Linked DNA regions of Homo sapiens: region 1 is linked to region 2. A link is an interaction called in ENCODE POLR2A ChIA-PET data of the cell type or tissue named here. Cell type or tissue: Panc1. All regions are shown on one strand. Links, peaks and the distances in the headings refer to the core of each region. The heading gives the core; the rest is flanking DNA.

Region 1 (16,284 bases), core at 3,309-11,308, 130 kb before region 2:
GCAGGCGGATCACCTGAGGTCAGGGGTTCGAGCGAGACCAGCCTGGCCAACATGGCGAAAACCCATCTCTACTAAAAATAACAAAAATTAGCCGGGCATGGTGGTGCACACTGTAGTCCCAACTACTCAGGAGGCTGAGGCAGGAGAATTGTTTGAACCCGGGAGGCGGAGGTTGCAGTGAGCTAAGATCGCACCACTGCACTCCAGCCAGGGTGATGGGGTGAGACTCGGTCTCAAAAAAAAAAAAAAGAAACAATTAAAAGAAGAATATTTTATGACACATGAAAATTATATAAAATTCAAATTTCAGTGTCCACAAAGAAAACTTCTTTGGAACAGTCACCACCATAATTTATATAAAAGTATTGCCCAGGGCTGCTTTCGTGTTGTTGAGTGGTCCAGCCACAGAAGCCACAGGGTCCGCAAAGCTGAAAATATTCACCACCTGCCCTTTTACAGAAAGACTTTGCTAATTCCTGCTCTAGATACTAAAGACCTTACTGGATTTTTTCTTTCCTTCCCTCCCCCTACCCATTTGTTCTTTTATTTTCTTAAGATCAAAATTATCCTGATAATTTGCAGGTGTAGACACAGAGCAAATGACCAAATGGACTTTCTTCGGGAAGCCGAGGGCGGAGGGGATTAGCTTCCATGCAGGGGCGTTCATGTGAAAGATTCCTCTTAGATGAATTTAGGGAACAAAGACCCCGTGGTCAATGATTTCTGTGGGTCTGAAAGTAAAAGACTGGCTGAGTTCTTTTGTCAGTTTTGCAGCACAGATCATACAGTTACTGAATACTCCCCTCCACGGTAGTATTCTTTTAACGCTTCACTCCATGACCTCACAAAAATAATTGCTGGGAAGCAAATTTACTTCGCCCTCTGCCTTTATTTGCTGACCAAGGGGCTCAGCCGATAGCCGTATTGTTGATGGAAATGCAAAAGGGGGTGGAGGGAAGGAGAAAGAATACAATTTGGCCAGGGAAGATGGATATATTGAAAGGATTCGAGGATTTGTCCTTGCTTTATAATTGGAGTCAGGATTTTCCTTCAAGTTACCCTGCACAGACTGGAAGGAAACCTCTCCAGCCTCCTCCACCCCCATGGCCTGTTAAACTCTTTCTCAACAAATTGAAATCTGGCTTTTAAATCCTTGTCATTTTTATGATTATATGATTATAGCGAACATTACAACTTGTCCAGTGAATGGACTTTAAAAAAAATTTTTTTTTTTTTTTTTTGTAGTGAGCATCAGGCTATGTTGACCAGGCTGGTCTTGAACTCCTGGTCTCAAGCAATCCTCTTGCCTTGGTCTCACTTTTTCAAATTCTGAGAATGTCTTTATTCAGAAAGAAAGTAAAAACTGATTAAAAATGATTTGTATGCATTGGGACCAGTTGGGATTTGATTTTTTTTTCTCTCTAAGTCTACAGGAGTTTTCACCGATGGCTTTCAATTCTTTGGAATTTCTGGAAATGGAAGCTTGCATCTTGGAAGCAAACCTACAAACAACCTTATATTGTCCCATACCCTCATTTTAGAAAACAGACCACTCTGATTACTGTGGGGATTACCTGGAGTGATCTGGGATTCCCTTGGCAGGAACAAAGTGGAAAGATTTTCCGGCCCTTTAATTTGTAAAACGAAAACCTGTGTTGGCTGCTACTGGTAGAAAAATAAAAAATTAATACACCCAAAGTAAAAGTTAGCAAGGATAACTGCCAGGCCAGACACAGTTTGTTATAAGCCCCGCAATGTGCAATATTGAAAGTGGTTTCCTTCCCCTAGTACTTAGGCATCCAATCAGTCAAACCATCTGATAACTGCTTATCTCCTCTAATGCGACTGAGATGTGTTTGATGACTCTTTGCATTTCAATCGTAAAGCTCACCTTAGGTAAGCACCTTGAGGAGAAAAAAGAAATTCACAAGTCTCAGCTTTTGCATTCATGGAATTTTCTTTTCACAATGGAAGGAAAGTTAAGCTGGTGCCCGTTAGGGGGAGGGGTGCAGAGGTGGTTGAAGATCTTTGAAAGGGAGGGGCGCAGTGTTCAGTTTGTGTGTAGTGCACACACACATACACACACATACACAAAGGTAAAACACTTCATTTGGGTTAAATGGTTGAGAAACAATCAAAAGAAGAATATTTTATGATGCATAAAAAGATATGAAATTCCCATTTCAGTGTCCATTAAGAAAGCTTTATTGGAATGTAGCTTCTTGTCTCAGGAGCCAAAATAGTAAAGCAAAGCAAAGCAATCCCGAGAGAGGGGGAAGATGAAAGATGAACGGGCCACTCTATGCTTCATTTTTAGCTACCTGAGGACACAGGAAAAATAGAAAATGTGTATAAGGAAAGATTTCCAGGATTTTGGTAATCATAACTTGGCATGTCTGACTCCCTGCACCCACAGTGCTTTTTATAATCCTCTACCCAGCAATCTTCTGTGAAATGGGGAAGAAGCGGGGCACCTCTCTCATAGGAGTAAAAGGTTGATAGATAGGCACGTGTTTATTCTAGCCTGGCACACAGTACATGCTCAGAAAATCTTAGCTGTTATTCTTATCGGGGTGGTTATTGTTTTGTTTTGTTTTGAGATGGCGTCTCGCTCTGTTGCCCAGGCTGGAGTGCAAGGCATGATCTCAGCTCACTGCAACCTCCGCCTCCCGGGTTCAAGCGATTCTCCCGCCTCAACCACCCGAGTAGCTGGGACTACAGGCGCCCGCCACCACGCCCGGCTAATTTTTATACTTTTAATAGAGACAGGGTTTCACCATGTTGGCCAGGATGGTCTCGGTCTCGTGACCTTGTGATCCACCAGCCTCGGCCTCCCAAAGTGCTGGGATTACAGGGGTAAGCCACCGTGCCCGGCCAGGGGGGTGGTTATTGTTAACAGCAGTTGCTCTTGTACTTTTCCATCTCCTATTGTTGGAGAAGTATTAGATTGGTGCAAAAGTAATTGTAGTTTCTGCCTTACTTTATTTTTATTTTTATTTTTTTATTTTTTATTTTTGAGATGGAGTCTTGCTCTGTCACCCAGGCTGGAGTGCGGTGGTGTGATTTCGGCTCACTACAACCTCCGCATCCTGGGTTCAAGAGATCCTCCTGCCTCAGTCTCCCCAGTAGCTGGGATTACAGGCGCTGCAACTTCTGCCTCCTGGGTTCAAGAGATCCTCCTGCCTCAGTCTCCCCAGTAGCTGGGATTACAGGCGCTGCAACTTCTGCCTCCTGGGTTCAAGAGATCCTCCTGCCTCAGTCTCCCCAGTAGCTGGGATTACAGGCACTACAACCAAGGCTGGCTAATTTTTGTATTTTTAGTAGAGACAGGATTTCACCACGTTGGCCAGGCTGGTCTCGAATTCCTGACCTCAGGTGATCCACCCGCCTCGGCCTCATGGAGTGCTGGGATTACAGGTGTGAGCCACTGTCCCCGACCACTTTTTTGCCTTACTTTTAATGGCAATTTATAGTTGGTTGGTGCAAAAGTAATTTCTGCAATTACTTAGTATAACTTCAACTTGGTTATAACTTGGTATAACTTCATTTGGGAGCAGTTTGGCAATATTCGCCAAACTTTAAACATACACTTTCACCCAGCAACTCAGTTTATAGGAGTTCTTCCTATGGATCAATTCCCTCTTCATATGCCAATCAGAATTCATATTTTTGTTTTGAATTCCAAACCACGTGCATGTATTATTGTTTTAGTTTTGTGTTATCAGGATATACATATTTAGGATTATGTCACTTGGTGAATTGACTCCATTATCATTTTGAAATGTCCCATTTTTTCCCTGGAAATATTTCTCAAATTGAAATCTATTTTATCTGAAATTAATGCAGCCAATCCACTTTATTAGGCTTTGTGTTTGCATGGAGTATCTTTTTCAATCCCTTACTTCTAATCTACCTGGTCTTTATATTTAAAGTGGGGTTTCAGGCTGGGTGCGATGGCTCATGCCTATAATTCCACAACTTTGGGAAGCTGAAGCAGGCAGATCACGTGAGGTCAGGAGTTCGAGACCAGCCTGGCCAACACGGTGAAACCCCTTCTCTGCTAAAAACACAAAAATTAGCTGGGCATGCTGGCGCACGCCTGTAATCCCAGCTACTTGGAAGGCTGAGGCAGGACAATCACTTGAACCCAAGAGGCAGAGGTTGCAGTGAACTGAGACTGTGCCACTGCACTCCAGCCTAAGTAACACACACCTAAGGTGGTGTGAGACTCCACCTCAAAAAAATAATAAATAAGAAATAAAGCAGAGTTTCTTAGAGACAGCATATGGTTGGGTCTTGCTCTCTTACAAAACCAACAACTTCTGACTTCAATTGGAATATTTAGATCATTTACCCTTATAGGAATTTTTTATATGGTTGAACTTAAATTTACCATCTTGCTCTTTATTTTTTATTGTCCTATTTGTAGTCTATTCTTTTTCCTTCTTTTTGCCTGGCTCCCTTTGGAATGAGTTATTTTTTAGGATTCCATTTTATTTCCATGACTGGTTTATTAGCTATATCTTGTTTTTTTTTTTTTGGTTGCTCTAAGGTATAAAGTATGCATCTTCAGCTTATCACAATGTACCATCAAATGATAACAGTTCACATATAATATAAAAATCTTGTAGCAATATACTTCCCTCTCCCCATGTCTTTTGCACTGTATTTGTCATAGATTTTATTACTACTTATGTTATAAACTCTGAAATATTTGTTTTTTTTTTCTTGCTTTAGAGTCAATTGTCTTTTTTTTTTTTTTTTTTGAGATGGAGTCTCGCTCTGTCTCCCAGGCTGGAGAGCAGTGGCGTGATCTCGGCTCACTGCATCCTCAGCCTCCTGGTTCAAGCGATTCTTCTGCCTCAGCCTCCTGAGTAGCTGGGACTACAGGCATGTGCCACCACGCCCAGCTAATTTTTGTATTTTTAGTAGAGACGGGGTTTCACCATGTTGGCCTGGCTGGTCTTGAACTCCTGACCTCGTGATCCACCTGCCTCAGCCTCACAAAGTGCTGGGATTACAGGCATGAGCCATTGCGCCCAGCCAATTCTCTTCTTCATAAATAAAATTTTAATTTTAGAACAGTTTTAGGTTTACAGAAAAATTGAAAAGATTGTACTAAGAGTTACCATATACCCTAAACACAGTTTTCCCTGTTATTAACATCTTACATTAGCATGGCACATTTGTTTTAATCAGTTAAACTATTAGCCAAACATTATTATTTTATTATTATTATTATTTTTGAGACGGAGTCTTGCTCTGTCACCCAGGCTGGAGTGCAGTGGTGCAATTCTGGCTCACTGCAACCTCCACCTCCAAGGTTCAATTGATTCTCCTGCTTCAGCCTCCTCATTAGCTGGGACTACAGGCGCCCACCACCACACCCGGCTAATTTTGTGTATTTTTAGTAGAGACAAGGTTTCACCATGTTGGCCAGGCTGGTCTCAAACTTCTGACCTCAAGTGATTCACTCGCCTTGGCCTTGCAAAGTACTGGGATTACAGGTGTGAGCCACTGCGCCCAGCCAATTTTTGTATTTTTAGTAGAGATGGGGTTTTACCATGTTGGCCAGGCTGGTCTTGAACTCCTGACCTCAAGTGATTCACCCAGCTTGGCCCCCCAAAGTGCTGGGATTACAGGCATGAGCCACCTCACCCGGCCAATTTTTGTATTTTTAGTAGAGATGGGGTTTTACCATGTTGGCCATGAGTCAGTCTCAAACTCCTGACTTCAGGTGATCCACCCACCTTGGCCTCTCAAAGTGCTGGGATTACAGGTGTGAGCCACTGCGCCCGGCCAGCCATACATTATTGTTAATTCAATTGCATACTGTATTCAGGTTTCCTTGGTTTTTACCTAATGTCCTTTTACTGCGTTAGGATCCTATCTAAACCACCACATTACATTTAGTTCTAATGTCTCTTTAGGTTACACTTAGCTGTCATAGTTTCTTAGACTACCCTTGTTTTGAAAACCTCGACAGTTTTGAGGAGCTTTGGGCAAATATGCTGTAGAATGTCCCTCAATTGAATGGCTTGAACCCGGGAGGCGGAGGTTGCATTGAGCTGAAATCCTGCCATTCACTCCAGCCTGAGCGACAGAGTGAGATTCTGTCTCAAAAAAAAAAAAAAAAAAGAATGTCCCTCAATTTGGATTTATTTGTTGTTAAATGTTTGTGGAAGGAAAACCACAGAGGTAAAGCCATTCTCATCACATTAGATCAAAGGTACATTCTATCAACACGACTTATCATTGTTGATGTTAACTTGGATCTCCTGGCTGAGCTAGTATTTGTTTACTGTAAAGAAAATCTTTAGCTCTGTGTTTATGAGCTCATGTCTACCTTCAGAACCAAAATTGCAGAAACGGAAAAGTAGTTTGCCAAAATCCTCAAGAACCATATACTTCGGATAACGATAAAATTTAGAGTTATTCTGGCACAGGTACCTCTCCAAGTCACCCTCACTCTCCTCACCAGTTCCATACTACCTTGCTCCTCCAGCCAACTTGGTCATCAGAAAGCACTTATTTATTTATTCATTTGTTTAGGGTCTGTGACCTTGCAATGACACATTCTCTATGTCTCTGCATCAGGCTTCTCTTCAACTCCCTGAGCTTCAGATACTTCCTCTTACCTCCTCCGTCCTTCCTGAGTGCTGGGATGATGGGTGTTGGAAAAGGACTTTGAAAGCCGTATATACAGTACTATACAAAAATGAGTCATCGTTATAAATGTAAGCTCTGCTGTCGCCTGCCATCTCTCCGTATCTCCCTTCCTCTCCCCTCCACGCTCTTGCTAGAATGTAGAATATAGAGATCCAATGGTACTTCCTCCCAATATGTGTCTTCAAACTCAGAGCTCTAGTCAGTGGGTCCCAACTTTTTTGGCACCAGGGACTGGTTTTGTGTAAGACAATTTTTCCATGGATGGGATGGGTTGGGGGAAATGGTTTTGGAATGAAACTGTTCCACCTCAGATCATCAGGCATTAAATTCTCATAAGAAGCGTGCAACCTAGATCCCTCCCATCCGCAGTTCAGAATAGGGTTCCCGCTCCTATGAGAATCTAATGCCTAGAGAGATCTGACAGGAGGTGGAGCCCCGGCGGCAACGCTCGCCCACCTGCCACTCCCTTCCTGCCCTGTGGCCTGGTTCCTAACAGGTCATAGCCCAGTACCTGTCCACGGCCTGGGGGTTGGGGGCCCCTGCTCTAGCCCATAAGACTAAGCCCTTTGTATGGTCTAAATATTTCCTCCAAAATTCATGTGTTGAAACTTAATGGCCAGAGTGACAGTATTAAGAGGTGGGGCCTTTGGAGGTAATTAAGTCATGAGATTAGAGCCCTTGTAGAGGGGATTTGGCCCCTTATAAAAGGGCCTGCTGGGTGCAGTGGCTCACACCTATAATCCCAGCACTTTAGAAGGTTTAGGAGGGAGGATCACTTGAGCCTAGAAGTTTGAGACCAGACTGGGTTACATAGTGAGACTCTGTCTCTACAAAACACTTAAAAATTAGCTAGGTGTGGTGGTGCATTCCCACAGTCCCAGCTACTCGGGAGGTTGAGGTGAGAGGATTGCTTGAGCTCCGGAGGTAGAGGCTGCAGTGAGCTGTGATCGCACCACTGCACCTGGCACCAACATTTAATTTTTAAAAAGTATTCATTTAGTATGAATTTTAGACTTAAGAAGAGCTGCAAAAATGGTACAGAGTCCTCTTGTATCCTCACCTTCCTTCTTCTATTGCTAACAGTCTGCATACTTATAGAGTACAATGACCAAGAACAGAAAATTTCAACACTGGTACATTATTATCATTACTACTACTACTACAGACCTCATTTAAATTTCATTGCTGCTCTCCTCAATGTCTCTTTTGTGTTCCATGATCCCTCCCAGGGTCCCACATTGCATGTGACTGTTCTTTGTCTTTAGTGTCTTCCAGCCTGTGCCAGTTTTCTTTCCTTGTGGGGTTTGTTTTTTTTTTTTTTTTTTTTTTTTGAGACAGAGTCTTGCTCTGTCTCCCAGGCTGGAGTACAGTAGCACTATCTAAGCTCACTGCAACCTCTGCCTCCAAGGTTCAAGCGACTCTTATGCCTCAGCCTCCCGAGTAGGTGGAATTACAGGCACCCACCACCACACCCGGCTAATTTTTGTATTTTTAGTAGAGACCAGGTTTCACCATGTTGGCCAGGCTGGTCTTGAACACCTGACCTCAAGCGATCCACCCACCTTGGCCTCCCAAAGTTCTGGGATTACAGGCATGAGCCATCACACCCAGCCAAGAATTATCTTTCAAAACAATTTATTGATATATTTGGTACATGTAACCCTCCACTTTTTTTTTTTTTTTTTGAGATAGGGTCCTGCTATGCTGCCTAGGCTGGAGTGCAGTGGCTATTCACATAGTGCATTACGGCCTTGAACTCCTAGACTCAAGCAATCCTCCTCTCTCAGCCTCCTGAGTAGCCGGGACTAGAGGAATGTGCTACCATGCCCAGCTGGGACTTCGTTTTGAAGCCAATTTTTTTAATTATATGTAATTTTTTACTTTCTTTATATTTCATTCTTTATTTTTTATTTTTTGACACAGAGTCTTGCTCTGTCACCCAGGCTTTGCCTCAGTATCCCTAGTGACTGAGATTACAGGTGTGTGCCACTACGCCCAGCTCTAATTTTTTACTTTCTCCAGTGGTTTCAAAACCAAACCTCCAGTTCAAATGCAACTTTAAAAATTATACTGCTACAACTTATGGATATTAAAATTACCCAAAGCTACAAACTATTTTCCTTTCTTTTACCCTATATTGACATATAATCAGACATACTGACCAATGAGAACATCTTCCTTCAGTCTCAGGTCCTGAAGAACAAAGGTTCTATTTTAACAACTGAAAATTTGAATCGAGTTTTGTAGTTTTTTTTTTTTTTTTGAGACGGAGTCTTGCTCTGTCACCCAGGCTGGACTGCAGTGGCGCGATCTCCACACTCACTGCAAGCTCCGCCTCCCGGGTTCACGCCATTCTCCTGCCTCAGCCTCCCGAGTAGCTGGGACTACAGGCGCCTGCCACCACGCCCGGCTAATTTTTTGTATTTTTAGTAGAGACGGGGTTTCACCGTGTTAGCCAGGATGGTCTTGATCTCCTGACCTCGTGATCCGCCCGCCTCGGCCTCCCAAAGTGCTGGGATTACAGGCGTGAGCCACCGCGCCCAGCTGAGTTTGTAGCTTTTTACTGAGTATTTTCAATTCTGGGACTTCATTCTGGAGAGTCATGTCATAAGCAAGCCAATTTTTCTACGTGAGGATGTGTTTTGCAGCTTTGCTTGCAACTGTGAAAATTGGAAATAAACTCAATGTCCATCCGTAGGGAAGTGATTAATTATATTGTATATCCACATGGAAAAGTGAGGGACTAATTTAAAAAAAAAAAAAAAAAAAAAGAATGGCCAGGCATGGTGGCTCATGCCTCTAATCCCAGCACTTTGGGAGGCCGAGGCGGGTGGATGACCTGAGGTCAGGAGTTCGAGACCAGCCTGGCCAACATGGTGAAACCCCATCTCCACTAAAAACACAAAAATTAGCCAGGTGGTGGTGCACACCTGTAATCCCAGCTACTTGGGAGGCTGAGGCAGGACAATCACTTGAACCCAGGAGGCAAAGGTTGCAGTGAGCTAAGATTGGGCCACTGCACTCCAGCCTGGGTGATGGAGTAAGACTCCAACTCAAAAAAAAAAAAAAAAAATGAGGCAGAAAGTTTATGTAATGACATAGAAAGTTATGTAGACCAGTGCTAGAAAGTGCTACCCAATAGAACTTTCTGCAATGATGGAATGTTCTATGCTGTGCTGTCCAATACAGTAGCCACTAGTCACATGTAGTACTTGAAACGTGGCAAGTGCAATGGAGAAACTGAGTGTGTAATGTAACTAAAGTAATTATTTATTTTATGTTATTCATTAATTTATTTTTAGAGACAGGGTCTTGCAATCTTGCCCAGGCTGGTCTTGAACTTCTGGCCTCGAGCAATTCTCCTTCCTCAGCCTCCCAAGAAGCTGGGATGTTAGGTGTGTGCCACTGCACCCCGCTATTTATTTGAATTTAAATTCCCACATGTGGCCTATGATATTGTACTGGACCTCACATATTTTAAATGTGTTTTGAGGACAGGCTAGTTGAAAAATGAAGAGTATGATTCCTCTAAAAGATAATAAATAATATATGTTAATTTAGAAATTTTTAGAAGTCAGACAGAAAATACACTGAACTAGTAATAGTGGGTTTCCCTGAGATATACTGAAGACTTTTTTTTTTTTTTTTTGAGATAGAGTCTCCTTTTGTTTCCGAGGCTAGAGTGCAGTGGCAGGATCTCGGCTCCCTGCAACCTCTGCCTCCTGGGGTCAAGTGATTCTCCTGCCTCTGCTTCCCGAGTAGCTGGGACTACAGGCGTGTGCCAGCACGCCCGGCCAATTTTTGTATTTTTAGTAGAGACAGGGTTTCACCATATTGGCCAGGCTGGTCTTGAACTCCTGACCTTGTGATCCACCCACCTCAGCCTCCCAAAGTGCTGGGATTATAGGTATGAGCCACTGTGCCTGGCCATGTTGAAGACTTTTAATACCATATATTCATACAGTATTTGAATTTTTAAATAAGGAACATAATTTGTTTTGAAATAAACACTACAAAATAAAGTCAAACTCTGAAATTCTAAATTGCTTCAAGTTAAATGAACCGAGAGCGTGGTTGGAGGAGAAACCTGAGAGAATCTTCTGGAAGAATTACCAGAATTTCATGTACTCTGAGGAAGATGCTGGGGCTGACAGGTTTGAAGCCACCAGGTGGGGTTAACAGGGTACCATAGGGGCTCTTAGGAGGTGGGTTTAGGAAACAATTTTCTTTTTTATTTTTTTTATGATGGAGTTTCACTCTTGTTGCCCAGGCTGGAGTGCAATGGTGCAATCTCAGCTCACCACAACCTCTGCGTCCTGGGTTCAAGTGATTCTCCTGCCTCTGCTTCCTGAGTAGCTGGGATTACAGGCATGTGCCACCATGCCTGGCTAATTTTGTATTTATAGTAGAGATGGGGTTTCTCCATGTTGGTCAGGCTGGTCTCGAACTCCTGACCTCAGGTGATCCGCCCACCTCAGCCGCCCAAAGTGCTGGGATTACAGGTGTGAGCCACCACGCCCAGCCTAGGAAACAATTTTCATAGAGACAAAGAGAGCTGAACTCTACTGCTCTGCTCCTCTGGTGGGTTGCAAATTCTAGTATAGTGTCTTCTTACTGTATCCCAGTGCTTAGCACAATGACTAGCACAGAATCACTGTGCAGTAGACAGGAATGAAAGCCTGACAAGATGCTTCAAAGCCTTCATTACTGGGAATTCAGCATCCAAGTTTAAACATGGTCTCTGTTGGTACCAAAGCGCACCCAGGTTTTAAGTATTTTAAAAGAGTGCCCAAAATATAATGGAAAGAGGCCGATACTTTCTTTTGCTAGGCCCTCCCTGCCAAGTCTAATAAACTGATAGATGTAAATTAGCATTGGGAGGATGGGCATTGTGGGGAAGGACAGAAATCTCTCTTTGCCTTCAGGAAGTTGCAATTAGGTAGATTGACATTGTGGGATAGAGGTAGGGGTGAGGATAACAGATTTTTTTTTTTTTTTTTTGAGATGGAGTCTTGTTCTGTCAAGCAGGCTGGAGTGCAGTGGCGTGATCTCGGCTCACTGCAGCCTCCGCCTCCTGGGTTCAAGTGATTCTCCTGCCTCAGCCTCCTGAGTAGCTGGGATTACAGGCAGTGCCACCACACCCAGCTAATTTTTGTTGTTGTTGTATTTTTAGTAGAGACAGGATTTCCCCAGGCTGGTCTCGAACTCCCGACCTCAAGTGATCCACCTGCCTTGGCCTCCCAAAGTGCTGGGATTACAGGTGTGAGCCACTGCACCCGGCCTGAGGATAACATAGATCTAAAGCCCCTTGATGTGGAGAGTTTTTTCTTAAACTTTAAAGGTAACGGTATTCTCCACACTAGCAGGGGCAGAGGAATTTCAGGGAGTGCTCTGATTAGTGTAGTGTGATTTCTTGTTCATCCCTGAACCATGAGGAAGGCAGTGTTGATGGTAGGGGCGTGGAATACAGGTCTCTGATTGGCTGAATTGGGTGGGTAGATGGGGCGTGTGCAGTAAGGCAACATGATTGACAGCTTCCCCATGCCCTAGTGGAGTCAGGAAGAAGTTCCCCAAAGGTAGTGGGATGGCTGATGGAGGAAAAATTTTGCCGGGAAGACGAGAGCAATGTGCCGCACAGCTCCAGGGGCCGCCATTCTCACAGAATCACACAGATATGTACATCCTTCTTCCTTGCTTAAAATTCCCAAACTGCACCTCAGCTGCCCAGTATTAATACAGTAAAACAGACTTACCCATCCCTATGGGAGTCACCTCAGCCTCAGAGGCACCCCTGTCTCCATCCCATTATCTCTGGATGACGTGGCTTCTGCTGATTTAGTCAGGATGTGGCTTCTCAGGAGCTAGTAGCCTGTGGCCAAAGGATACATTTATTTACCCCTAAATTATACACTCCTATTATATCCACAATTATGTACTCCACACAGTATATGGTGGTCCAGTGTATAAATATGGAGGCATAACCAGATAATTGGAATCTAATCATTCTACAAATATTAACTAGGGCCCCACCACGTGTTGGACCTTTGTTTTTATCTCTCTAGGTCTCAATTTCCTCATCTATGAAATGAACATAATGCCGTTTGAGGATTCAGAGGCAGTACACATCAAATGTTTAACACAAGTACCTGGCACCCAGCACACACTCAATAAATAATAGTTGTGCTGGGCATGGTGGATCACGCCTGTCATCCTATGGGAGGCCAAGGTGGGTGGATCACTTGAGCTCAGGGTCTCACTATGTTGTCCAGCCTAGGAGACTAGCCTGGGCAACATAGTGAGACACTGTCTCTACAAAAAGTACAAAACATTAGCCAAGTGTGGTGTCTGCCTGTATCCTAGCTACTTGGGAGGCTGAGATAGGAGGATTGCTTAAGCCGAGGAGCTTGAGGCTGCAGTGAGCTATGATCACACCACTGCACTCCAGCCTGAGCCACAGAGCAAGACTGTCTCAAAACAAAAACAAAAAACTAAAAAAAAACCCCCACAGCTGTTATTAGTGTTCCACCATGCCTGGTGACCCTCAATTATGTAGTTACTGAGTTTTTTGTTTTTATTTTTTTTGAGACAGTCTCTCTCTGTGATCCATGTTGGAGTGCCGTGGCACAATCTCGGCTCACTGCAACCTCTGCCTCCCGATTCAAGCAATTCTCCTGCCTCAGCCTCCTGAGTAGCTGGGATTACAGGCACGTGCCACCATGCCTGGCTAATTTTTATGTTTTTAGTAGAGACGGGGTTTCACCATGTTGGTCAGGCTGGTCTCAAACTCCTGACCTCGTGATCCACCTGCATCGGCCTCCCAAAGCGCTGGGATTACAGGCATGAGCCACAGCGCCCGGCCTGAGTTTTAAGTATGTTACATTATATGTAGGATGCCAAGAAAATAAGACATACTTCTTTCCCTTCCGGAAAAAGCAGGCCATTTGGGAAGGCAAGTCTCTCACTTGTATAGATCAGAGATAATCCCAAGAAGTGGGTGCCAAGGCACTCCTAGATAAGCTGCCCCTGCTCCTAGAAACCTGATTGGTTGCAGTGAAGGCCAGTTGGGAAAGCAACCCTATTGTATGCCCTCAGCTATGGAGTCCTCACAGTCACGGTCACAGGGTATTGCTTCATTAAGCTTCTCTGCTCTTCTTCTCCATGAATAGACTATCTCCCCATCAATCCAATTCTTTGTGTGTGTGTGTGTGTGTGTGTGTGTGTGTGTGTGTTTTTAAATGGAGTTTCCCTCTTGTTGCCCAGGCTGGAGTTCGGTGGCATGATCTCGGCTCACTGCAACCTTTGCCTCCCAGGTTCAAGTGATTCTCCTGCCTCTGCCTCCTGAGTAGCTGGAATTATAGGCGCCCGCCACTATGCCCAGCTAATTCTTTGTATTTTTATTAATTTTGAGATCAAGTCTCTCTGTCACCCAGGCTGGAGTGCAATGCCACGGTCTCAGCCCACTGCAACCTCCTCCTACTGGGTTCAAGCAATTCTCCTGCCTCAGCTTCCTGAGTAGCTGGGATTACAGGCGCCCACGACCGCGCCCAGATAATTTTTGTATTTTCAGTAGAGACAGGGTTTCACCATGTTGGCCAGGCTGGTCTCAAACTCCTGACCTTGTGATCCGCCCACGTCAGCCTCCCAAAGTGCTGAGATTACAGGCCTGAGCCACTGCGCCCAGCCTAATTTTTTGTATTTTTAGTAGAGACAGGATTTCATCATGTTGGCCAGGCTGGTCTCAAATTCCTGACCTCAGGTGATCTGCCTGCCTCAGCCTCCCAAAGTGCTGGGATTACAGGTGTGAGCCACCGTGCCTGGCCTCTCAATCCAATTCTTTGGATTCTCAGCAAACAGTTTGATTGTTTTCAAAATCTATCAGAGATGAATACATGGTAATTGACTCATTCAAAAATATATATTGACTGCTGGCTTCACCAGTACATATGCCAAAAACTGGAACGATACAGAGATTAGCATGGCCCCTGAGCAAGGGTGACTGGCAAATTCACAAAGCGTTTCATATGTGTATATATATTGAGCACCTACTATGTATTACACATGCCTATAAGCAAAAGGGAGGCAGGAGTGAGCAAGGCAGATATTGACTTTTTGGTTGTTTTTTTTTTCAAGATGGAGTCTTGTTCTGTCATCCAGGCTGGAGTGCAGTGGTATGACCCGGGCTCACTGCAACCTCTGCCTCTCAAGTTCAAATGATTCTTCTGTCTCAGCCTCCCAAGTAGATGGGATTACAGGCACGCACCACCACACCCGGCTAATTCTTGTATTCTTAGTAGAGACGGGGTTTCGCCATGTTGGCCTGGCTGGTCTTGAACTCCTGACCTCGTGGTTCGCCTGCCTCGGCCTCCCAAAGTGCTGGGATTACAGGTGTGAGCCACCGCACTCGGCCCCAGATATTGACATTTTGATGGGAAAGAAGGACAATAAACAGAAATAGATACACAATCTTTCAGGAAATGATAGAGCTCTAAAGAAAAAGAAAGCAAGGTAAGGGGGAGCACAGGGACTTAAAAATGTGTCTGCAAATTCCTTGACGCTCCTCCCTGCAGAGGATGAAGCTAGTTTCCTTCTCCTTGAGCATGGGCTGGTCTGCATGCCCACATCTAGTGAACAGAATACAGCCGAGTGATGTAATGTCGCTTCTGAGGGTCCGTTTTTGCCCAGCTCTCTTTCTGTCTCTTGGGATGCTTGCCCTTGGAATCCAGCCACCATGTTGAGGGAAGCCCAAGCCACAAGGAAGCCACATTAGAGGTTCTGAGTGAGTGACAGCCTCAGCTGCACTTGGGTGACAAAGAGCATGTGATCTGTCCTCAGCCTCTGACTCTTTTTTGTTTTTGTTTTTTTGAGGTGGAGTTTTGCTTTTTGCCCAGGCTGGAGTGCAATGGCACGACCTCAGCTCACTGCAACCTCCACCTCCCGGGTTCAAGCGATTCTCCTGACTCAGCCTCCCGAGTAGCTGGGATTACAGGGGCGCACCATTATGCCCCGCTAATTTTTGTATTTTTAGTAGAGACAGGGGTTTTGCCCTGTTGGCCAGGCTGGTCTCGAACTCCTGACCTCAGGTGATCCGCCTGCCCTGGCCTCCCAAAGTGGTGGGATTACAGGCGTGAGCCACCGCGCCCAGCCTAGCCTCTGACTCTTAACAGCTGTAGTCCCAATAATTGTGGACGGAGAAAGCTGTCTCCACTATGCCCTTTCTGAATTCCTGGCTCACAGAAGCCAGGTGAAATGATAAATCATGATTATTGTTTTAAGCCATTCATCTTGGGGATAATCTTTTACACAGTAAGGAATAGTTAATAAAGGGGAGAGGGCGGGGCATGGTGACTCACACCTGTAATCCCAGCACTTTGGGAGGCCAAGGCAGGCCGCTCCCTTGAGGTCAGGAGTTTGCGACCAGCCTGGCCCACATGGTGAAACCCTGTCTCTACTAAAAATACAAAAATTAGCTGGGCGTGGTGGTGGGTGCCTACAGTCCCAGCTACTTGGGAGGCTGAGCCAGGAGAGTCGCTTGAGCCCAACAGGCGGAGGCTGCGGTGAGCTGAGATCCCACCATTGTACTCCAGTGTGGGTGACAGAATGAAACTCTGTCTCAAA
Region 2 (16,284 bases), core at 3,250-11,249:
TGTGGTGGTGCATGTCTGTAATCCCAGCTACTTGGGAGGCTGAGGCAGGAGAATCGCTTGAACCGGGGAGGTGGAGGTTGCAGTGAGCGGAGATTGTGCCACTGCACTCCAGCCTGGGCGACAGGGTGGGACTCCATCTCAAAAAATAAATAAAATAAAATAAAATAAAATAAAATAAAATAAAATAGGTATCTCCTATTTTAACGCATGATGTGGCTGTTGCAGGTGGCATTATCGGCGGGAGGACCACACCCGGTAGAGCATATAATGCCTCTGTAAGGTGAGCCTCAGCATGCACATAGGGACCTCACTGGGGATAGTGAAGTTTCTCCTTTTTGTGTTTTGTAATGTGAGTGAGGGACTTCGATGACTCCAACCACATGACTGGGGAGTGAGGCCCCGGTGTACTCCAGTGCAAGCACTGAGGCTGTGTCAACAAGACTAAACACAGACGAAAACTGAAAGATTCAGTAAGTCAACACTTTGGGGTTTGTGGAGGGAGGGAAAGGCCATTGATGACTCAGACTGAATAGGTCTCTCCCTTGAATTAATTTATTACTATTATTTAAAAATCTACAAGAATGAGAGCAGCTGCTACCTTGTGTCAGGCCCGGTTCTGAATGCTTTACAAACATGAACTCAATTACATCTCATGGTAACTTTTCTTATCTGCATTTGAATGATGAGGGAATCAAGTCATGAGAGGGATTATAAACTGGTCTATGGCCCCTCTTTGACTCACAGATGGATTTTTTTTTTTTTTGAGGTGGAGTCTCCCTCTGTCACTCAGGCTGGAGTGCAGTGGCGTGATCTTGGCTCACTGCAACCTCCGCCTCCCAGGTTCAAGCAATTCTCCTGACTCAGCCTCCCAAGTACCTGGGATTACAGGCGCCCACAGCCACACCTGGCTAATATTTGTATTTTTAGTAGAGACGGGGCTTCACCATGTTGGCCAGGCTGGTCTCAAACTCTTAACCTCAGGTGATCCACCTGCCTTGGCCTCCCAAAGTGCTGGGATTACAGGTATGAGCCATAGCGCCTGGCCCCACAGATAGGTTTTCACTTACAAAGAGTTTAGAAGGTTGGTAAAATTCATATAAAATGAAAACTTCTGGCTTTTCTTTAAAAAATGGAAAAATTGGGTGGTTTGGGGCCTGCATTTCTGCATGGGGACCATTGTCTGGATCACGGGGGCAACAGCGAGAGGCTGACTGGCAAGACACACAGACACAGCCCCTGGAGAGAGAATGGCCTTCGTCGTCACCAGAGTTCCTGCCTGGCCCACTGCACACATTTCTGACCCATGCCAGGGCCCCCTGAGATCACTGGAGTTGTGACCCTTATGTTTCAAGCCATTTGAGTTCATTGAAGTGGGCAGATCAGTGGTGGTGGTGATGGAGTCTGAAGAAATTGAGGAGGGAATAAAATATTTGTTGAGTGAATGAATGAATGAATGAATGAATGAATGAATGAGTGAATATGTCCCTGGGCTTGGGTTGAGTTTTCTGGGTAGCTTGAAGGATAGAAAATACAAGGAATGCCCTAATGTGATGATCTGAGGCAGGGACTCTGGAGTCAGGCTGCCTGGATTCAAACCCCATCTTATTAGCTGCTGCATAGTGAACTCTGGACTTCAGAGTTCCCGTCTGTAAAATGGGGAAAGTAGCTGTTACACCAGGTGGCTACATGAATTAAATGGGATATAAAGTGTTAAGCACAATGCGTGGCACACAATAGGTGTACAACAAAAGTTAGCTATGAAAGTCCTTTAAAAATGCACCTTTTGGGCCGGGGGCGGTGCTCACACCTGTAATCCCACTACTGTGGGAGGCCAAGGCAGGTGGATCACCCAAGGTTAGGAATTCAAGACCATCCTGGCCAACATGTTGAAACCCCATCTCTACTAAAAATACAAAAATAATAGCTAGGCGTGGTGGCAGGCACCTGTAAGCCCAGTTACTCAGGAGGCTGAGGCTTGAACCCAGGAGGTGGAGGTTGCAGTGAGCTGAGATCGCACCGCTGCGCTCTAGCTTGGGCTACAAGAGCAAAATGCTGTCTCAAAAAAAAAAAATGTACCTTTTATGAAATTGAAATAAAGGTCTGTAGTTTAGTTAATAATAACATACCCAGGTTAGTTTCTTAACAGTGACATATGTATCCCCAGTGAGGGGAAAGCGAGGAGGGGTATATGGGAACACGCTGTACTGTCTTTGCAAGTTTTCTGTAAAACCCAACTTGTTTCATGATAAAAAGTGCACCTTGGTTGGACGCGGTGGCTCACGCGTGTAATCCCAGCACTTTGGAAGGCCAAGATGGGCCTGACCAACATGATGAAACTCCGTCTCTACTAAAAATACAAAAAGTAGCCGGGCATGGTGGTGTGCGCCTGTAGTCCCACCTACTCGGGAGGCTAAAGCAGGAGAATTGCTTGAACCCAGGAAGTGGAGGTTGCAGTGAGCCCAGATCGTGCCACTGCACTCCAGCCTGGGTGACAGAGTAAGACTCTGTCTCAAAAAAAAAAAAAAAAAAAAAAAAAAAAAAGTGCACCTTTGGCTGTAAACTATATAAGTCTCGTTTCATCAATGCTTATGCCAAATATTTACTGAAATTAAAATCTGCAAATGTACTCTCAGGTTTTCATGCATCGAGGCCATAAAATCTGTTTGTGAAATAATTTCCCAAATTGGTTTTTAAAATGTGTGGCTATTTTGGGAAATACCGCTTTCTATATCATTGGCTGATCCAATGTCATGATGTATACAGGCACTAGTGAGCCATGGTGGGTATCAGAGCAGAGGGTGAGCAGCACCACAAAAGTTCTAAGTTGGGATGAATATCCTGGCTGAAACAAAGAGGTAGAATGAAGTCCAGAAATCAGAACAACTGGTTTGAGTCTCAATTATACGGTTGCCACCTATGTGACCCAGAGCCAGTCACTCAGATTCTCTGAGCCTTAGTCCCTCCATCTGTAGAATGGGCATAATAATCATACTTACTTCAGAGACATAAGATTTAACAGATTTAAACTTAAAAAAAAGTTACTTCTGGGCCAGGTACGGTGGCTTACGCCTATAATCCCAGCACTTTGGGAGGCCAAGGCGGGCAGATCATCTGAGATCGGGAGTTCGAGATCAGCCTGACCAACATTGAGAAACCCTGCCTCTACTAAAAATACAAAATTAGCTGGCATGGTGGTGCATGCCTGTAATCCCAGCTACTCAGGAGGCTGAGGCAGGAGAATCGCTTGAACCCGGGAGGCGGAGGTTTTGGTGAGCCAAGATCATGCCGTGGTACTCCAGCCTGGGCAACAAGAGTGAAATTCCATCTCAAAAAAAAGTTACTTCTAACAGGACTTAGGTTTAAATTAAAAAAAAAAAGACTCAGCAGAAGTCTGGCCTATTGAAAACACTGAATAAATAATACAGTTGAGGCCAGGTGCGGTGGCTCACATTTGTAATTCCAACACTTTGAAAGGCCAAGGCAGGTGGATTGCTTGAGGTCAGGAGTTCGAGACCAGCCTGGCCAACATGATGAAACCCCGTCTCTACTAAAAATACAAAAATCATCCAGGCATGGCGGCAGGTGCCTGTAGTGCCAGCTACTTGGGAGGCTGGGGCAGGAGAATCACTTGAACCCGGCAGGCAGAGGTTGCAGTGAGCCGAGATTACGCCACTGAACTCCAGCCTGGCTGATGGAGCGAGACTCCATCTCAAAACAAAACAAAACAAAAATGCAAAATAATAATAATAATATAGTTGAGTGCTTCCATATCCCTTTTTTTTTTCTAGTCCACCATGTCTGTTATTATTATCCCCAAAACACAAATTAGAAAACACGGTATAAATAGAGGCCACAATGGCTTTGTTAGGCTTGTGAGGCTTAAGTTTCAGGGCCTCTTTCATAGCCCCAGCAGGGGCCTTAGCAATGTCGTCACATGGTGACATGTGTCTGTAAAATTTGCAAACACAAGGTGTTTTTATAGGGTTTGTTTTAGAGGTCCCTACCCCCTCCAATTGTAAAGTTTCAGGTTCCACAAAATCTAGATCTGTCCTGTATGGAGGAGAAGTACCAGCACAACAAACTCCACAAAACCAACTCTTCCTTCTCTGGACTGGAATTCCATGGCATCCAATGCCACTGTAATGAACATGGGACCACTGGATTTGGGAGTCGATTGGCTGGCTCCAGACTCCTTAGCTGTATGACTCTGGACACCTTCCCTTACCTCCCTGAGCCCTATGGCCTCATGAATAATATGGGAATTAATCACGATAGCACACAACCAACCCTAGGAGACTCTCCATAGATGTATGTTTCTTAAAAATGGAAAATGGCCTTTTTCATAATGGGATTCCATGTGGAAACTATGAACATCGCATAATTCTTATGCATCTGTCTTTTTGTTCTTAAACTTGTGGCTGAAATACCCATCAGTCAGGTCATGCCTCCAAACTTGATTACCTTCAGATTCCAAAGGACAATGGCCTTCACATGACAATAGCCGCTATCTCTTAGGAGGATAATCAAATAAGAGCATCTAATTCAAGAACACTGGAATGTGAGCTCTATGGGTGCTGAAACCTCAACTAGGTGATTAGTGAATATCCCAGGGGTTGAAATAGACCAAGAAAACCAGAGACCACGAAGGCCCTGCTCTTTTCTCTGCTTAACCCAAACTACAAGATCTCCCATATTCAGTTCTGATTGGCAGTTGAATGTAATGGTAATGAATGCTGGTTGTGGAGTTGACAGAGAACTTAGTTCAAATCCCAGATCTACCATTTATCATTTGTAGGACTCTGGGCAAAATGCTTAAAATTTCTTGGCCTCAGCCGGGCGCGGTGGCTCACGCCTGTAATCCCAGCACTTTGGGAGGCCGAGGTGGGCGGATCACGAGGTCAGGAGATTGAGACCATCCTGGCCAGGCATGGTGGCGGGCACCTGTAGTCCCAGGCCTGTAGTCCCAGCTACTCGGGAGGCTGAAGCAGGAGAATGGCGTGAACCCAGGAGGTGGAGCTTGCAGTGGGCTGAGATCGCGCCACCGCACTCCAGCCTAGGTGACAAAGTGAGTCTCTTGTCTCAAAAAAAAAAAAAAAAAAAAAAAAAAAAAATTTCTTGGCCTCAGTTTCTTTATCTGTAAAATGAAGATAATAGTACCTACCTTATATGAGATTATACACAGACAGCTTTTAGCATAATGCTTACTGAACAGTAAGTGCCCAATAAATGTTAGCTGTCTGTATCAGGCAGCAATAAGTGGCCGCTATTTTCCTGTTTTTTTCTTTCTTTTTTCTTTTTTTTGAGATGAAGTATTGCTCTATTGCTCAGGTTGGAGTGCAGTGGCACGATCTCAGCTCACTGCAACGTCTGTTTCCCAGGTTCAAGTGATTCTCCGGCCCTAGCCTCCCGAGTAGCTGGGATTAGAGGCGCACTGCCACCACACCTGGCTAATTTTTGTATTTTTGGTAGAGACAAAGTTTTACCATGTTGGCCAGGCTGGTATCTAACTCCTGATCTCAGGTGATCTGCCTGCCTTGGCCTCCCAAAGTACTGGGATTACAGGTGTGAGCCACTGCACCTGGCCTATTTTCCTGTTTCTTTTTCTTTCTTTTCTTTTCTTTTCTTTTTTTTTTTTTTTTTTTTTGAGGCAGAGTCTTGTTCTGTCGCCTAGGCTGGAGTTCAGTGGTGCAATCTCGCCTCAATGCAAGCTCCGCCTCCTGTGTTCATGCCATTCTCCTGCCTCAGCCTCCTGAGTAGCTGGGACTACAGGCACCTGCCACCACGCCCGGCAAATGTTTTGTATTTTTAGTAGACACGGGGTCTCGCCGTGTCAGCCAGGATGGTCTCGATCTCCTGACCTCGTGATCCACCCGCCTCAGCCTCCCAAAGTGCTGGGATTACAGGCATGAGCCACCGCACCCGGCTTATTTTCACGTTTCTTGAATGTTTGGTAGAAGTGTAAACCTGCTTACGTCTGGTGTGTGTGGGCATGTTTACGCATGTATGTATGCATGTACACATGTATGCATATATGTTAGCTACTAATTTAATTTTCTCAACACAGGTCTATTTAGGATTCTGGAGTCTCTTGGTTCAGTTTTGGTAAATAATGTTTCTCTAGGAAGTTGTTAATTTTGCAGTGTTCAACTTTTTTTGGCATGAATTTTTTACAGTATTAAATTTCAGTTATTACTCTCTTCTGCATCTGCAGTTATGCTCTCTTTTTATCCCTAATATTTTTATGCATTTGTTCTTTTTTATTAGCACTTAGTAGACTAGTAGATTATTAGTCTTTCCAAAGAACCAGCTTTGGATTAGCTAGTTTTTTCTGTGAAACTGTTTGCTATATAATTTTAAAAATTACCTCTATTACCTTCTTCCTTCTGCTTTCTTTGGATTACTTTTTTTTTTTTTAACCTAATAGCTTGCATTTGTAGGAATTAAAATGTGGCCAAGCAATAGTACTAAGCTCACAGGCTTTTCTTTTTTTTTTTTTTTGAGACAGAGTCTCGCCCTGTCGCCCAGGCTTGGAGTGCAATGGCGTGATCTTGGCTCACTGCAACCTCCACCTCCCGGGTTCAAGCTATTCTCCTGCCTCAGCCTCCCGAGTAGCTGGGATTACAGGCGTGCACCTCCACACCCAGCTAATTTTTGTATTTTTAGTAGAGACTGGGTTTCACCATGTTGGCTATGCTGGTCTCAAACTCCTGACCTCGTGATCCACCCGCCTCGGCCTCCCAAAGTGCTGGGATTACAGGCGTGAGCCACTGTAAAGGATTGTTGTGAAAAGTAAGATTATGCATATGCTTGATAAATGTGAACTGTTATTATTATCTTCATGTCTCAGTTTCATCACCTCTAAAATGGGTCCATGGACGGATTAAATAAGGTCATCTGGGTAAAGTACTTGGCTCATACATGTTACTTGGGATCAGTATTATTCCCCGGATGTACAAAATACTTGTCATTCATTATAACAGTCACGACTGTGCCCAGGGGTGAGCAAAAGCCTCAGTGTCCTCAAGGGTCCCAGGATCAGCCACAGAATTTGCAGGGCATGGTGCAAATGAAAACATAGGGCCTCTTGTTAAAAATGTTATTAAGAATTTCAAGATGGCCACAGCAGAGCATTAAGCCAAGCTAGAACCTGTCTGAGCTCGGGGCCCTGTGTAACTGCAAGGGTTGCATGTCCCAGAAGTTGGCCCTGTCCTCTCTCAAGGTCACCTGGGCAGAAAGCTGTTGTTTGGGTCTTGAAGGATGAGTTTTGTAAAGGCCCCTTGCCCTGCCCCTTCACACATGTGCATTCTCATTCTTCTAACTAATTCCAGGACCTTGGAATTCCATCTGACCCCTAAGGGCTGCTCCTAATGCAATCCGGGGGAACACTAGATTCAGAGTCAGCCCCCAAATCAAAGGCCAGCACAAAACCCTGGATAAATTACAGCTGTTATAAAGAAGCCACCTCTTCACCCTTGTTCTCATTTTCCTTGCATTTATAGTCACAACTCAATGAAGCCATCAACATTTGCTATTCATAAACTTGTTGGATAAGCAAGGCTGATGGGCTCACAGTGATAACTAGAGGCACTAAAGAAAGTGACAAGCTTCAAATTGGAGGCCAAGCCATACTTCTAAATGTACAGCATATTTTAAAAAAGAATGTGTGATGGTTTATATTGATGTGGCTCAGAATAACATATTTCTATAAGAAACTGTTAAATGAATTTGCAAAAAGGCTAAGTTGGCTTATGTGCTATATGTATGCGTAGACAAACATCATGGAAATACTAGAGTTTTCTCTGTTGTAAATGCTGCTGCTGTCCAACATGAATCGGCACCATGTCCTCCTTGCATCAGCTGGCATCCCTGTAGCATTGATCACATACATGCCAGGTCTCCTGCTGGCATCTTTAAAGGACTATCTCATTTAGTTTTCTCAACCCCTGTATGGCTAGTAAGCTACCCAAGTTCACTTAAAAAGTGGGTGAGCTAGGTTTACAACCCACCTGTCTGACCACAAAGCCTATGTTCTAAGCCACTATCCAAAATAGTCACCCAGGGCCAGGTGCAGTGGTTCACACCTGTGATACCAGCACTTTGAGAGGCCAAGGCTGAAAGATTGCTTGAGCCTAGGAGTTCAAGACCAGCCTGGACAACATAGTGAGATCTCATTTCTACCAAAAAATTTAAAAATTAGCTGGGTGTGGTGGTGTGTGCCTGTAGTCTCAGCTACTTGGGAGGCTGAGGTGGGAGGATCACTTGAGTCTGGGAGGTCAAGGCTGCAGTGAGCTGTGGTCGTGCCACTGCACTCCAGCCTGGGCAACAGAGTGAGACTTTGTCTCAAAAAAAAAAAAAAAAAAAATTACCCTGTCATATCGAGTGACAAAAAGAGATCAAGATACCAGAAAAATAATACAAATGTATTTAATAAAAACTGTACTAAGACCTTTACATCTCCTATTGGTGTTGTGAAGAAGGTCTGATTATTTATTTATTTTTTTGAGACGGAGTTTTGCTTTTGTTGCCCAGGCTGGAGTGCAATGGTGTGATTTCGGCTCATGGCAAACTCTGCCTCCTGGCAAACTCTGCCTCCCAGGTTCAAGTGATTCTTCTGTCTCAGCCTCTCCAGTAGCTGGGATTACAGGTATGTGCCACCACGCCCGGCTAATTTTGTATTTTTAGTAGAGATGGGGTTTCTCCATGTTGGTCAGGCTAGTCTTGAACTCCCGACTTCAGGTGATCCACCTGCCTTTGCCTCCCAAAGTGCTGGGACTACAGGCCTAAGCCACTGCGCCTGGCTAGGTCCGATTATTATTATCCCGATACGGCAGATGAGCAAACTAAGGCTTGGGGAGGTTGAACAACAAAGGCTGTGCAGCTAGTGATGGATTTAGAGACAGCCTGTAGAAGCAGTTAGAGCTTCAGAAAACAAACAAGAGACCTTTTTTTTTTTTTTGAGATGGAGTCTCACTCTGTCGCCCAGGCTGGAGTGCAGTGGCATGATCTCAGCTCACTGCAAGCTCCGCCTCCTGGGTTCATGCCATTCTCCTGCCTCAGCCTCCCAAGTAGCTGGGACTATAGGCGCCCGCCACCACACCCGGCTAATTTTTTGTATTTTTAGTTGAGACGGGGTCTCACCGTGTTAGCCAGGATGGTCTCGATTTCCTGACCTTGTGATTTGCCCGCCTCGGCCTCCGAAAGTGCTGGGATTACAGGCGTGAGCCACCGTGCCCGGCTGAGACACTTATTTTCTTTGAAGCAATGGAGAACTGTGTGGCCAACTTTTAAATTATTCGTTACTTATTTTTTCCATTCAACATGGAACATATTTAGCCTTTAGTGGTCCAAATGTTGAGAGGTAGAGGAGCATGTAGGGCTCAAAATCCTGAAGCCACAGGAAAAGAAAAGAAAAATACGTGGCTTGATGCTAGTGAGGAAAGAGTTAAAAATTATCTTGCTTGTCTGACTTAGACATTGCTGGACGAGGCCAGAAACTTTTCTCCCCCCAGAAAATGTTATAAGTAAACACTGTATGTAATAGATCTGTACTCTCTAATTGTAAGCCCTGGACAGCACTGGAAGGTTACAGGAGACACAGGCACAGACAATATAGAGGGCTGGAAGTGAAAGAGGTTTCTTTTCTCTTCTTTTATCATAGGTTTGTTTTTATTTAAATTTGGAGAATATTTAAAGCAACTGAAAAGTACAGAATAAAGTATAACAAACACTTACAGCTTCACTACTTAAGATTACTAAATATAACCATTGTGTTGTAGCATCTTATATACTATTTTTTTAAATTTTATTTATTTATCTTTTTGAGACGGAGTCTCACTCTGTCACCCAGGCTGAAGTGCAACGGCATGATCTTGGCTCACCGCAACCTCCACCTTTCGGGTTCAAGCAATTCTCCTGCCTCAGCCTCCAGAGTAGCTGGGATTACAGGTGCCCACCACCATGCCCGGCTAATTTTTGTATTTTTAGTAGAGATGGGGTTTCACCATATTGACCAGGGTGGTCTTGAACTCCTGACCTTGTGATCCATCTGCCTTGACCTCCCAAAGTGCTGGGATTACAGGTGTGAGCCACCACGCCTGGCTGATACTATTTTAATTAAAAATAAGACAGTACTGATAAAGTTGAGCCCACTGGACCTCAATGCCTCCCCAGGAGCTATGGCTATCATGAAACTGATGTTTCCTTCCAGCCCATGTTAATCAGTTTAGTAATAAATGTATGTGTCCATGTCTATGTGTGTATATGTATTTACCTGTATCTTTAAATGCTATAAGGTATTCTTAATTTATATACATAGTTTCTTCTTTTATTCATCCTTTTGTTTTTAAGATGTAACATGTTGGCCAGGAGCCACTGCGCTCAGCCCCATCTGCTATATTTAAAATAATTATCTGCCTTTACCAGATGACAGATGAATGGATTTAAAAAATGTGGTATATACATACAATAAAATATTATTCAGCCTTAAAAAAGAAGGAAATAGGCCGGGTGCAGTGGCTCATGCCTGTAATCCCAGAACTTTGGGAGGCCGAGGCTGGCAAATACCTGAGGTCAGGAGTTTAAGACCAGCCTGGCCAACATGGTGAAATCCTGCCTCTCTAAAAATACAAAAATTAGCCAGGCGTGCTGGTGGGTGCTTGTAATCCCAGCTACTCTGGAGGCTGAGGCAGAAGAATCGCTTGAACCCAAGAGGTGGATGTTGCAGTGAGCTGAGACTGCACCACTGCACTTCAACCTGGGCAACAGAGCAAGACTCTGCCTCAAAAAAAACACAAAAAACAAAATACAAAACAAAAAAAGATATGACGTGTTGACACATATGATTCTTTTCAATTGCAGTGATGATCCTTTTGGGAACAGATCACAGTCTATTACCCTTCCCCTGCCTGGTGGATATTTAGGCTGTTGGCAATATTTTGCCATTCCAGCCATGCCGTGAGCTTCCTTATGACCTTGGGACATTCCTGAGGGTGTGTTCCTAGGTTCTACGTCATGGACATGTTACTTTCCTCTTGATACGGTACTCTCCAAGCTATCACAGAGAAATTTATCCTGGTCTTGCATCCCTCTTACCAACTGGGGACTAACAAGTATGGTCAATCCGAGCTCTTCACCCAGCCTGTGGATCCAAGGAGATGCAAGGTGTTGGCAGCCCATCCCTGCCGCTCCTCCCTGTCTGGGTGCCCTGCAGCTCCTGGCCACCCTTTGCTCCTGGCATATGCCAAGCTCTTCCCAGCTTCCAGAGCTTGCTCTAGTTGTTCTTGGGCCTCTGATGTCCTTCCCCAGACTTCTGCTGTCCATCAGGTCGCCACATGGCCCAGGTGGTGACTCCACACTTGAGATGTGACTGGTGCATGGGAGGAACTGGATTTTTATTTTTTATTTTTTTTTGAGGCAGAGTCTCGCTCTCTCCCCCAGAATGCAGTGGCACTATCTTGGCTCATTGCAACCTCCGCCTCCCGGGTTCAAGCGATTCTCCTGCCTCAGCCTCCTTGAGTAGCTGGGATTACCGGCACATGCCACCACGCTCGGCTAATTTTTGTATTTTTAGTAGAGATGGGGTTTCCCCATGTTGGCCAGGCTGGTCTTGAACTCCTGATCTCAGATAATCCACCTGCCTCGGCCTCCCAAAGTTCTGGGATTACAGGCCTGAACCACCTTGCCCTGCCAGAACTGGATTTTTCATTTTACTTAATCTGCATTAAAACTTCAAAACTGATAAATTCACTCAGTAGTTAGAAAACATCTAATAACTTCACTCAGTAATTAGAAAACATCTAACAACTTCACTCAGTTATTAGAAAACTTTTAAGTATCTTTAGTACAACTGGGATATAGGAATCTACCTTTGTGACTGTCAACTGTATGAAACCTGAATTCAGATCAAGTACTTCTAGTGAGAATTTACAGTCTAGATTGAGGTGTGTTGTTGGTGTAAAATACACACGATTGTGAAGACTTGGTATGAAAAGAAGAATGTAAAATATTTCATTTACTTTTTTTTTTTTTTGAGACGGAGTCTCGCTCTTTCACCCAGGCTGGAGTGCAGTGGCGGGATCTCGGCTCACTGCAAGCTCCGCCTCTCGGGTTCACGCCATTCTCCTGTCTCAGCCTCCCGAGTAGCTGGGACTACAGGCGCCCGCCACCGAACCCGGCTAATTTTTTGTATTTTTAGTAGAGATGGGGTTTCACCGTGTTAGCCAGGATGGTCTTGATCTCCTGACCTCGTGATCCGCCCACCTCGGCCTCCCAAAGTGCTGGGATTACAGGCTTGAGCCACCGCGCCTGGCCTTTCATCTACTTTTTAAAAAACATTTTTGAAAATCATTTTGAAATGACAATATTTTGGAAAAAAATAGATTAAATAAAAATAAAAGATATTATTAAAATTATTTTACTTGGTTTTTTCCTTTTTATTTATTTATTTAGAGACAGGGTCTCACTGCATTTCATAGGCTGGCCTCAAACTCCTGGGCTCAACTTGTGTTCTCACATCAATGTCCCGAGTAGCTGGGACTATAGGTGTGTGCCACCATGCCTGGCTTGTTGTACCTGTTTTTTCTGTGTTCTTTTTAAAAATCTTTTAAAACTGGCTATGAGAAAATTTAACACTACATATGAGTTGAATATAATAAAATGTATTATTAAATAAACAAATAAGCAAAATTAAAAATTTAAAATAAATAAAAATGATGACAATGCAAATAAATATATTATTAAAATCAAACAAAATGTATTAAAATTGGCCAGGCACGGTGGCTTATGCCTGTAATCCCAGCACTTTGGGAGGCTGAGGCAGGTGGATCACCTGATGTCAGGAGTTTGAGACCATCCTGGCCAACATGGTGAAACCCTATCTACTGAAAATACAAAAATTAGCTGGGCATGGTGGTGCATGCCTGTAATCCCAGCTACGTGGGAGGCTGAGGCAGGAGAATCGCTTGAACCTGGGAGGCAGAGGTTGCAGTGAGCCGAGACCATGCCATTGCATGCCAGCCTGGGTGACAAGACTGAAACTCTGTCTCAAAAAAAAGAAGAAAAAATAAAAAATAAAAATAAAAATAAAATATATTAAAATTGTTTCTACCCATTTCTTCTTTCTTCCTCCTCCGTCTCCCCCTCCTCCCCCTCCTCCTCCTTTTCCTCCTCCTCCTTCTTCTTTTCTTCTTCATATTATTATAAGACTGGGTCTCATTATGTTGCCCAGGGTAGATTCAAACTCCTAGGCTCAAGCCATCCTCCTACCTCATCCTCCTGAGAAACTCTGAGACTACAGGCTCACACCACTGCATACGGCTCACCCATTTCTTTTTACCCTTTTAAAATATAGCTACTAGAAAATATAATAGTACATATGGATCTAAATATAATAAAATAGGCCAGGCACAGTGGCTCATGCCTATAGTCCTAGCTACTCAGGAGGCTGAGGCAAGAGGACTGCTTGGGCCCAGGAGTTCGAGGTGGAAATGAGATATGAATGTGCCACTGCACTCCAGCCTGGGTGACAGAACAAGACACTGTCTCAGAAATATATATCTAGTATTATTAAATAAGTAACAAAATAAAAATATATATAATAAATTATAATAGAAATAAACTAAAAATATAAAATATATTAAATTATTTCCATACATTTCCTTTTACTTTTTAAAATCTGGCTACTAGAAAATTTTAGCATTACAGACATGGCTCACATTACTTCTTTTTTTTTTTTTTTTTTGAGACAGAGTCTCACTCTGCCACCCAGGCTGGTACAGTACATTTGGGGCAAGCGTAGCTCACTGCAACCTCTATCTCCTGGGCTCAGCCTCCTGAGTAGCTGGGACTACAGGTGTGCACCACCACACCTGGCTAATTTTTGTATTTTTTTGTAGAGACAGGGTCTCACTATGTTGCCCATGCTGGTCTCAAATCCCTGGATTCAAGCAATCCACCTGCCTCTGCCTCCCAAAATGTTGGGATTACAGGCATGAGCCACCGCGCCCGGCTGCACGTTACATGTCTAATGGGAGCGCTAGCCACATCTTCCTGAGTTGTTCTCCTTCTTCTCATTCAGATCTTTACTTTGTCATCACCTCCCCAGTGGGGTCTTTCCTAACCATGCAGAATCTATGCACTTAGCCCCTGTCCCACTGTCCTGTCCCATTGCTTATTACCACCTGCCATTTTGGGGTTCTTTGTTGTTCGTCTCTCCACTAGAACATAAGCACTTTCTCAATGAAGTGTCTGCTCTCTTGTTCACGCAGCCTGCTAAGTGTTAGAACAGTGTCAGCCTCCTGGTTTTCACTCATAAATATTCGTTGCATCAACTCATCCTGATCATTTCTTATGAAAATTTTCAAGAATTATACAAAACAAACTATAAGTGTACACATACAGCCAATTCAAGGTCTCAGGACTATTTAACTTGAAATTCAACATTGAGAGACAGCATCCTTTTCTACTTTGGATTCCACAGAATTTGATCTAATTATGTTTAATTTGCCACCCAGCCTCCCTGAAAAGTGGATGCACAGGATGGGATGGAAGAAAAGAAAGATACAGTTTGGATTTATGTAGGAAGCATGTTTGCCTGCAGCTTGATAAAAGATCATGGCCTGAACCAAAAAAAAAAAAAAAAAAAAAAATCAATCAATCATTCCTTTCTTGATGGCCATTTTAAATATTTAGCTGAAATTGTCCTCATCTGGGTGTCAGCTGTTTTCTCTGCAAACACCCATCACCCTTGTGGTCACACACAATGCTGGGATGGCGGGGGGAGCCCCAGCTGCAGGACACCTCTTGTGTTTTCAATTTAAAGCCTCTGGGTTGATAGTTCACATTAACATGGAAAGAAATATACAACTTACGAGTTGGGAAAGCAGTTTTTACTCATAAAACCCTTTGATAGTTTAGCCATCTGGTCAGAGTGAAGGCCCCCATAAAAGAGACCCAAATAAGGTTAAAGGGCACAGTCTCTGAGGGTCAAGGAAGCCTACCAGAGTTTGCTCTAGTGGACTCTGCTAAAAGGATGCCTGACAAATTATTGTGCATTCCATAGCTTTTTGCGTAAGTATTTGATTACAGTGGACAGGAATGTTGTTGATATTTTCAACCTTGAGTTGGGGAGGAGGGGAGGCCGGACCTCTGCTTTTCAGACGCTCATAGTCCCTGCCCGTGTGGGGAGACGTGCTCTAAGCATTTTATCAAATGGTGTTTGTTCTGCTCTGGGCTCTATCTGTTCATTCGAAGTCTCTTGGCTTTGGCAATGGTGTGAAGAGATAGTTTCCTCTGTCTTGCGGAGAAAAAAAAACACACAAAAAACCACGTTGCATTTCTCTGACTCGCCAGGAAAGCCCCTCTGCTGTTTTTCTTGCTGTTTAGCAATAAAATCGGAAAGGAGACCACAATACTTGGAGCTCTGTGCTATTTCCGGTGTGAATGTCAACAGAACTCAGCATATTTATGGCTTTATTTCTCAGAGGGGATCACAGACAGAAGGGAATCTGAAGTGACTAAGCGCCACGTTCTTTGGCGGCCTGGACAAAAGCAGAGGAAATCACTTGATTTTATGGAGTCTTTGATAACACAAGTACAGTAAGTAAATGGCAGGTCTTTGAGCAGCTCTAGTACACATCTTAGATTTCTACAAAGTTCCAAGAAGGCAGCTCTTTCACTTGAAATTCAGAAGAATGAAGACATGATCTGAACACACTTCTTGGCGTGGCTTCGGAAGATGTTGTTTGTTATGCCTTAAGGAGAGGGACTGTTTCATTCTGGTAAAAGACACCATACCTGTGAAGGCTTTGTAGCTCTTTTTGCATAAGACTTTGTTGTAGGCCAGGCATGGTGGCTCACACCTGTAATCCCAGCACTTTGGGACGCTGAGGCAGGCGGATCACTTGAGGTCAGGAGTTTGAGACCAGCCTGGCCAACATGGTGAAACCTTGTCTCTACTAAAAATACAAAAACAAGCCCGGTGTGGTGGTGCACGCCTGTAATTCCAGCTACTCGGGAGGTTGAGGCAGCAGAATTGCTTGAACCCGGGAGGTGGAGGTTGCAGTGAGCTGAGATTGTACCACTCCACTCCAGCCTGGGTGACAGAGAGAGACTCTGTCTCAAAAAAAAAAAAAGAGAGAGAGAGAATATGATATTGGTTGCAGTGGCAGCTGTCCTGGGACAATGAAGTAAGACATCAGTGAAGTGCTGAGGAAGGTCATGTGGAGGATAGGACGTGCCCCTGTCCTGGATGACACTGTTGAATCTTTTGGAGATGCAAGATTTTTG

What was found. Peaks named below come from ENCODE experiments on the same cell type or tissue, not always from the same donor. Only the 100,000 strongest peaks of a DNase experiment are listed, where the experiment ranks them.
Region 1: POLR2A ChIA-PET joins it to region 2 with 15 read pairs; 2 of 35 experiments call an interaction of 5 or more read pairs at or near these places.

The regions. Positions count from the first base shown.
Region 1 is chr20:51,887,700-51,903,983 of GRCh38, forward strand. It overlaps the pseudogene RNU6-347P. Among named protein-coding and RNA genes, the nearest start is that of LINC01429, 33 kb to the left of the region's middle. RefSeq lists enhancers at 1-10, 11-511, 5,018-5,518, 5,519-6,019. In Panc1, for the core only: no CTCF peak of the experiment used is centred there; no DNase peak of the experiment used is centred there; H3K27ac peaks cover 678 bases.
Region 2 is chr20:52,016,648-52,032,931 of GRCh38, forward strand. No RefSeq gene overlaps it. Among named protein-coding and RNA genes, the nearest start is that of LINC01429, 160 kb to the left of the region's middle. In Panc1, for the core only: no CTCF peak of the experiment used is centred there; no DNase peak of the experiment used is centred there.